2 separate regions of the Homo sapiens genome follow, and region 2 is linked to region 1. Evidence: read pairs that join two places in POLR2A ChIA-PET (ENCODE). Cell type or tissue: PC-9. All regions are shown on one strand.

Region 1 (4,000 bases):
ATGGTATAGTCTCATACAGTTAACATGCAGTTGTGTTATATGTGTCGCCCTCTTCCTTCCCTTATACATACATATATACATGTGTAGGGAGGCATTTGGACTAAGGTGCTGATTCTTAACATTTTCTGTACTGTGCACTCCTTTAGCAGTCTGAAACCTATGGATCTCTTCTTATGTTTCAGTATGTCTTATTTTTTATTTTTTTGAGATGGAGTCTCGCTCTGTCGCCCAGGCTGCAGTGCCGTGATGCAATCTTGGCTTACCGCAACCTCCGCCTCCCAGGTTCAAGTGATTCTTCTGCCTCAGCATCTGGAGTAGCTGGGACTACAGGCACCTGCCACCATGCCCAGCTAATTTTTTGTAATTTTAGTAGAGGAGGAGTTTCACCATGTTGGCCAGTCTGGTCCTGACCTCCAGACCTCAAGTGATCCACCTGCCTTGGCCACCCAAAGTGTTGGGATTATAGGCCTGAGCCACTGTGCCTGGCCTCAGGATGTTTTAAAATGCATAAAATACGTAGGATTATAAAGGAAACCAATTATTTTAAAATGTAGTTAGCAGAATGTTAAAACTTGGTGATAGGTGCTTAGTATAATAAGCAACAAGTTCTAGCAACACATCTAAGTTTCACAGTAATGAGTATAGATGATAAAGATCTCCAACAGTCTAATGTGGTATGAAAATATCTGATTTATATTGATGTCAAAATTACAAGTACTGTAATTCTGTGGTTTAGTGCCAGCATTCATAATTGAAGGACGTGTTAAATTTCATTTAGGGGATAGTGAAGATAAATGTGTAATTTCCTGCCACCCACACCTCATTTTTATTTCCCTGAATTTTATCCATGGACTCCTTAGCTGTAACGGTCAGAGTAAGGTCACCTGGACTAAGGCCTTGTTTGTGTCCTGGGATGCCTAATTTGAAGCTAACGGATTTGAACTTAGAATGTAGTCATCAGATAAGTGTGTTTTAAACATTCTATCTGCCAATTTTAGTGGCTTTTAAAATAAGTCATAACAGTCCGATAAATGCTGGATCTCCAAATGGTCTCTATGCATTTTATGACTTTGCTTCTTTGCTTTTCCTTCTTGGGCTGTATTTTCTTAATAGATATTGGTTTGTAATTAATATAGAGTTAATATTTTAAGTAGTTTCTAAACTTCCATGTTGGCTATTATTGTTTTGCTTTTATGTTTTTTTCTTTTAAAAAACATTTTAATTCTTCTGCAGGATTCGGAAACTTCAGATACGAAATATCCCGCCTCATTTACAGTGGGAGGTAAGAATTTCTGTATTTAAAATTAAGATCTAAGTATGGAAGCCTATTGCTGTTAGTTTTTTCAAAGCTTTTTCTCCTTTCCTCAACTCTTGGGTGTGCTAGAACATAAAATTCTTCTCCTATGACCCGTGCCTTGGTGTGGGTTTTTCTTAGTAAGGGCACAGTGTATCTTTTAAAAATCTGCTCTTTGGGATAAGAAACCAAATATTGAAATATATTCTTGGGTAACTGGGTAATCTTTCTCATTCAGTCACTTCCCAACAGGATTTTGTTGATTTCAGTTCTTTCTGATGAGTTTGCCAATTGTATTTAAATATGAAGTTCCTATCTTGGCAAAGTTTTAAAAAGACAAATACCTGCTATTTTGTGCTGTTACTTTAAAATGTTATTCTGCTTCCTTTTGCTCAGATGGTGGCACTGCACTGATTGTGTAATATGCATAAACACAAACTATTTAGCACAATTGAATAGCCTGTGTCAGCAGTTTCCAAAGCATAATAATGATGTCATGGTGAGAATCTGAGACACCAGTAGTTGAAGGGATAAAAGAAAATGTCTTTTGACTCTTCAGACAATGGAACCTGAAAGTTCTTAAAACCCACCTTGGAGAGGGTGGTGCAGAGAAACTGCTTAGCTTTTATGTATCTCTAATATAAAAAAAATCAAGACTAACTAGTTTTGTGTGTTTTAGACTAGTCTTCTAAAATGACATTTGATGAGTCACTAAATCATAACCCCCATCAAAATGCAAAGTTTGGTTAAAAGGTTAGTTTGGTGGGAAGTTGATCTAAGTCTGATTCTCCAAGGTTTCTCAGTTGGTCACAGGTGATTTGTGCTGAGAATATTTATCTTCAGAACAGTATTATTGAGATTAAGCTTTGCAGGAAGGGGTTGGTTTTTGGTATATGCTGAATATATTGCAAGTTATATAATGCACTAAAAATATACTTTATAGATGGAAACGGTGGGTTATAAGATTAAACTTTTTACATGTTCCTGTTTTAGATTAACATTTATTTAGGGAATTCAGTAGCTTGTGGGATAGGTCCTCAAGTGTTGTAATAGCAAGATTACTAGTTCAATCCCCTTATTTTAAGATGAGCCATATTAAATATGATTTAAAATGTAATTTAATATGATTTTTTTTGTTCAGGAGCTACATCTGGTATGATGTAGCTTTCTATGAAACAGCCAAATGGTAGAAACCAAGTTTAAGTAAATTATTAGAGTACTAGCATATCTGCTATGGGCAGAGTTTCCTTTTAATTCATTCATAATCTCTTCAAATTTAGAGAATTTAGCTTTTAGTTTATTGCATTTTCCCTTATTCTGGGTATTTGCCGTATCTAACTTTTCTTAATTTTTGTATTTCACTTTACTCTCCTCATTGTCCTTTGAGGTAGTGTCAAGTTAGTGGATTATCTCTGTTTTCAAATGGGCAAATATGGGCACGCAAGATAAAGTTAATTAAGCAAGAGCACATACTGAATCGTAAGATGCTTGGAACTAGACTTTGGAATTCTTCACCTTTGACTCCCTTTAAAAATTTAATGATTATTTACATATTGATCAACAAAAACAATTTTATTGAGAGTTCGTTAGGAATAAGATGGGCTGCTGCTGTTAGGTGTTTCTTTCCTTAAAGGCTTGAGGGAACACTATTTCCTTTTTGAGAAGGGTCACTTTGTATGTTTTTGTTTGTTTGTTTGTTTGTTTTTTGAGATGGAGTTTCGCTCTCATTGCCCAGGCTGGAGTGGAATGGTGCAATCTTGGCTGACTGCAACCTCCGCCTCCCAGGTTCAAATGATTCTCCTGCCTCAGCCTCACTAGTAGTTGGGATTACAGGCATCCGCCAACCACGCCTGGCTAATTTTTTGTATTTTTAGTAGAGATGGGATTTTACCACGTTGGTTAGGCTAGTCTCAAACTCCTGACCTCAGGCGATCCACCAGCCTTGGTCTCCCAAAGTGCTGGGATTACAGGCGTGAGCCACTGCACCCAGCCTGTATATATTTTATTTATTCACGCTGGGTATGCCGCTTGTTTTGTGCCAAAGCCTTATCATAAACAGCGATAATTTTGCAGTTCTGGACAATTTTTATAATGGAAGATTAGGCATTGAGTCCCTGATTAATCTTAGAATCACTGAAAGTGGAATGACCGGACCTTATGTACCTTCTACTTTAATGCAGTAGAATATACATGTCACCACAGAGGAAATAGTCTTATCTCAATAGGTTCAACTGGCTTCAGTCTTAATCTAACTTTGAGTTTACAAGAAATACAGAAGATAGAGTGACAAATTAAATGATGCATCAAAGAAACAACTAGCCATGTCCTAAATATGGGATATTCCACAGGACATCCTGTTTTGCTAGAGGAGCAGTGGGATGAAAAAAGGAAGGGGCCTGTTACAGAGTAAGACTCAAGAGGATAACAAAAAAGCACTATAGTAAGTTCTCTGTGAGCAATGTAAATAGCCCTGTGAAGCAGCTTGGAGCACCTAAAAAAGCCTTATAGTTGTATTTTATTTATTTATTTTTATTTTTTTTGCAGGAAATGGGGCAGCCTTGAGGTCAGACTTGGAATTATGTCCTAGCTCCACTACTTTCTCATTGTGTGATCTAGTTATGGGATCTCTGAACAGGTTTTTAAAATTCTTTGAGCCTCATTTTCCTCTTTTCTAACCAGGGGTGATGATGGTGGCCCCCTCATTGG
Region 2 (4,000 bases), 89 kb after region 1:
AGCACTCTGGGAGGCCAAGGCGGGCGGATCACCTGAGGTCAGGAGTTCAAGACCAGCCCGGCCAACATTGCTTGCTTTCAGTTGTTGCTTTCAGTTCTTAATCTTCAGTCCACCCCTATTTTTCAAAATAAAAATAACTGACTGTCTCTGGATGCCCTTTTTAGCATTTTGATGATCATAGGTTTAAGCTTTTGCCAACTACGCAAAAGAAATTTCTTTTGACTCACAGGAAGTCATACCAAGGCCAATCAAGGGACTTGTGAGAGGAGAGGGGAAGGCAGCCCCTCGAGTGACAGTTCTAGTGGGCACTTTTCTTTAAAGCTTTCATGTATATTTTTGACAGCTCTAGAGAAATATATATATAATATAAATATTATATAAATATATATTGTATAAATATTATACATTATTTTATTTTATTTTTTTGAGACAGAGTCTTGTACTGTCACCCGGGCTGGAGTGCAATGGTGTGATCTCTGCTCACTGTAGCCTCCGCCTCCCAGGTTCAAGCCATTCTCCTGCCTCAGCCTCTCGAGTAGCTGGGATTACAGGTGCCTGCCACCATGCCTGGCTTATTTTTTGTATTTTCAGTGGAGATGGGGTTTTACTATGTTGGCCAGGCTGGTGTCGAACTCCTGACCTTGTGATCTGCCCACCTCGGCCTTCCCAAAGTGCTGGGATTACAGGCGTGAGCCACCGTGCCTGGCAGCTCTGGCTGTATTTTAAAGCATATCTATACCCATTGAGAGCTTCATACTGGTTTATGAATCTGGCTTAGGAGATAGAGAAACCCAGGTTTGAATCGTGGCTCCACCAGGTGGTGTGTGACTTCAGGCAAATAACTTAACCTCTCTGGCTCAGTTTTTTCAATTCTAAAATGAGAATGTTGTTAGTTTCTAGAAATTGGATCTGTTGTGGGGTACAAATGAGGTCATGCACAGCACCTCACACAGAGGAGACCCAAACTGATCTTGCCACATGGCTGCTGCATACACTCACCCTTGTCAAAGTTATTTTTGCCTCAACCTGAATTTTTATCTCAGCATGCTTTTTACCCATCTCCACTACTCTTATGTGAAAACAAAGGCAGTATTCAAAGGTATCATAAATGTATTAACTGGAGTCCTACTGGAATGGAATAACTAGAATTCCATAGACTGAGCAGGGGCCTTTTTGTATGGGAATTTAATATTTACCAATTTTAAATGTTCAGGCCCTTTTGACTCAGCAGTTCTACTTCTAAGAACGTGTTGCAGTAGAGGTATTCAAACAGGGCACAAATTTTATGTACAAAGATTTTATTGAAACATTGAAGTTGGAAACTATGCACACACACTGTAGGTGAGGTAAATCAACTGTGGTATATCTATTTGAGGGAATACTCTTGTCAAAATGCAGTAGGGACGTTTGAGTGAAAAAAGATATCCAAGTTAAGGTAAAAAAGCAAATTAGGATGTTATTTATTGTATCCATTCCTTGTTTTAATTTTTTTTTTTTTTGAGACGGAGTCTTGCTCTGTCGCCCAGGCTGGAGTGCAATGGCGTGATCTCTGCTCACTGCAAGCTCCACCTTCCGGGTTCATGCCATTCTCCTGCCTCAGCCTCCCGAGTAGCTGGGACTACAGGTGCCCGCCACCACACCCAGCTAATTTTTGTATTTCTTTTTTAGCAGAGACGGGGTTTCACGGTGTTAGCCAGGATGGTCTCGATCTCCGGACCTCGTGATCCTCCTGCCTCAGCCTGCCAAAGTGCTGGGATTACAGGCATGAGCCACCGCGCCCGGCTCTTGTTTTAAATTTTTACTACATTTTTTTTACTCATAGAATATGTCTGCCTGACCTTTCTGGTTTTCCATGTCTGTCTTTTCACTGGGCTTCTGTCATTCTTCTTGAGCATTTGGCTTGAAAGAACGAAGTACTGAAGCTGTTTGGGTATAGCACTTACTTTAGGTTAGGTAGGTAGTTGATTGTAGAGGTCTAAATTACTTGGTCATGTATAAGTTTTTGTGATTAACCTTGGTAATTCCTAGACAAATTCTTGCTATTTTCAGATTTGTTAGCACATTGTTGTACTTTAATTTTTCTCTTGTCCAGTTATCCTTTCCCATTTCAATTTTATTGGAAAATAGGCAAAAGTTATTCCTTATATTCAAAGAACCAGCCCTTTTGTTATTTCTGGAGTGTTTTTGTTAAAAATATTTTCTTCAGAGGAAACCAAAGGCTTAAAGTTGTTTAAAAAAAGTAGTTAAGGGCCAGGCGCAGTGGATCACCTGAGGTCAGGAGTTGGAGACCAGCCTGACCAGTATGGTGAAACCCAATTTTACTAAAAAGACAAAAGTTAGCTGGGCATGGTGGCACACGCCTGTAATCCCAGCTACTCAGGAGGCTGAAGCAGAAGAATCGCTTGAACCCAGGAGGTGGAGGTTGCAGTGAGCCAAGATTGTGCCACTACACTCCAGCCTGGGAGACAGAGCAAGACTCTGTCTCAAAAAAAGAAAAAAAGGAAACAATTAACTGAATTTTTCCTTTAAAGATTTAAGATGATAGTAGTTGAGATTTTTCTTGAAAAATGTAAACAAATGAGGTAGCAGAAAGGATACAGCCCAACTACTTTTGAGTGGGATTGATTTTTCACCTGTGTCATAGGTGGGCGTCTAGAGAGACAAAGAGACTCTCAGATTTAAATAAACACGATTAAAATTCCTACCAAACAGGGTGAGTAAACTGTGACCTACGGAATGGCCTCCTGGTAAGTCTGCATTGGGGGACAAGCGAGTGGCACGGCCTGTGTGTCTGATGTGGGGTTCTGCCGTTGGTGATCAGTATCTCTCCATGGATTTATGGTGCTTAGTGCTCTGCTCTTTGCCTCTGCTCTGGGCTCACAGGAAAAAGGTGGAACCATTAGTGCCACTAGTGATCTCCATGTGGGAAGAGTGATGTCATTTGGTAGTCCGACATTAAATGGCACAAATTGGTTTCTACATCTAGTAAAGCTGTCAGAGCCCAGTGTTACTGTTTTCTTTGGCTGATTTTTGAAAACGGCTTAAAATTTTAAAGATTTCTACCTAGTTCCTGAGATTTTTGAAAGCAAAACTGTTGCTCTGCGGTTGTTTGAGACTTTTTAAGAATTTCAGGACGGGTGCGGTGGCTCACGCCTGTAATCCCAGCACTTTGGGAGGCCGAGGCGGGCGGATCACGAGGTCAGGAGATCGAGACCATCCTGGCTAACACGGTGAAACCCCGTCTCTACTAAAAATACAAAAAAATTAGCCGGGCGTGATGGTGGGCGCCTGTAGTCCCAGCTACTCGGGAGGCTGAGGCAGGAGAATGGCGTGAACCCGGGAGGCGGAGCTTGCAGTGAGCCGAGATTGCGCCACTGCACTCCAGCCTGGGCCACAGAGCGAGACTCCGTCTCAAAAAAAAAAAAAAAAAAAATTAGAAATTAGGATCTGTCTTATGGCTGTGTGTATACATACTACAGTACTGATGGGTTAACTTGAGTACTTGGGAGCTGAATTTATAGTATTATGCAATAGGAATCTAAGATTCAAGAGAATCCCATGAAAGTGTTTATCAAGTAGTTCATGTCTAAGTTGTGTAAGACAAAATATCTTCTTTTTTAATTAATTAATTAATTAATTTATTTATTATACTTTAAGTTTTAGGGTACATGTGCACAATGTGCAGGTTAGTTACATATGTATACATGTGCCATGCTGGTGCCCTGCACCCACTAACTCGTCATCTAGCATTAGGTATATCTCCCAGTGCTATCCCTCCCCCCTCCCCCCACCCCACAACAGTCCCCAGAGTGTGATGTTCCCCTTCCTGTGTCCATGTGTTCTCATTGTTCAATTCCCACCTATGAGTGAGAATATGCGGTGTTTGGTTTTTTGTTCTTGCGATAGTTTACTGAGAATGATGATTTCCAATTTCATCCATGTCCCTACAAAGGACATGAACTCATCATTTTTTATGGCTGCATAGTATTCCATGGTGTAT

What was found. ChIA-PET counts read pairs that join two places held together with the same protein. Peaks named below come from ENCODE experiments on the same cell type or tissue, not always from the same donor. Only the 100,000 strongest peaks of a DNase experiment are listed, where the experiment ranks them.
Region 2: POLR2A ChIA-PET joins it to region 1 with 5 read pairs; 4 of 35 experiments call an interaction of 5 or more read pairs at or near these places.

The regions. Positions count from the first base shown.
Region 1 is chr7:23,416,058-23,420,057 of GRCh38, reverse strand. IGF2BP3 (insulin like growth factor 2 mRNA binding protein 3) reads left to right here. Exons shown (of 15, transcript NM_006547.3): 3 at 1,234-1,282. Among named protein-coding and RNA genes, the nearest start is that of SNORD65C, 22 kb to the right of the region's middle. In PC-9, no CTCF peak of the experiment used is centred here; a DNase peak (open chromatin) is centred at 1,857; H3K4me3 peaks cover 947 bases; H3K27ac peaks cover 2,739 bases.
Region 2 is chr7:23,326,712-23,330,711 of GRCh38, reverse strand. All of the region lies in intron 10 of IGF2BP3 (insulin like growth factor 2 mRNA binding protein 3), which reads left to right. Among named protein-coding and RNA genes, the nearest start is that of MALSU1, 29 kb to the right of the region's middle. In PC-9, no CTCF peak of the experiment used is centred here; no DNase peak of the experiment used is centred here.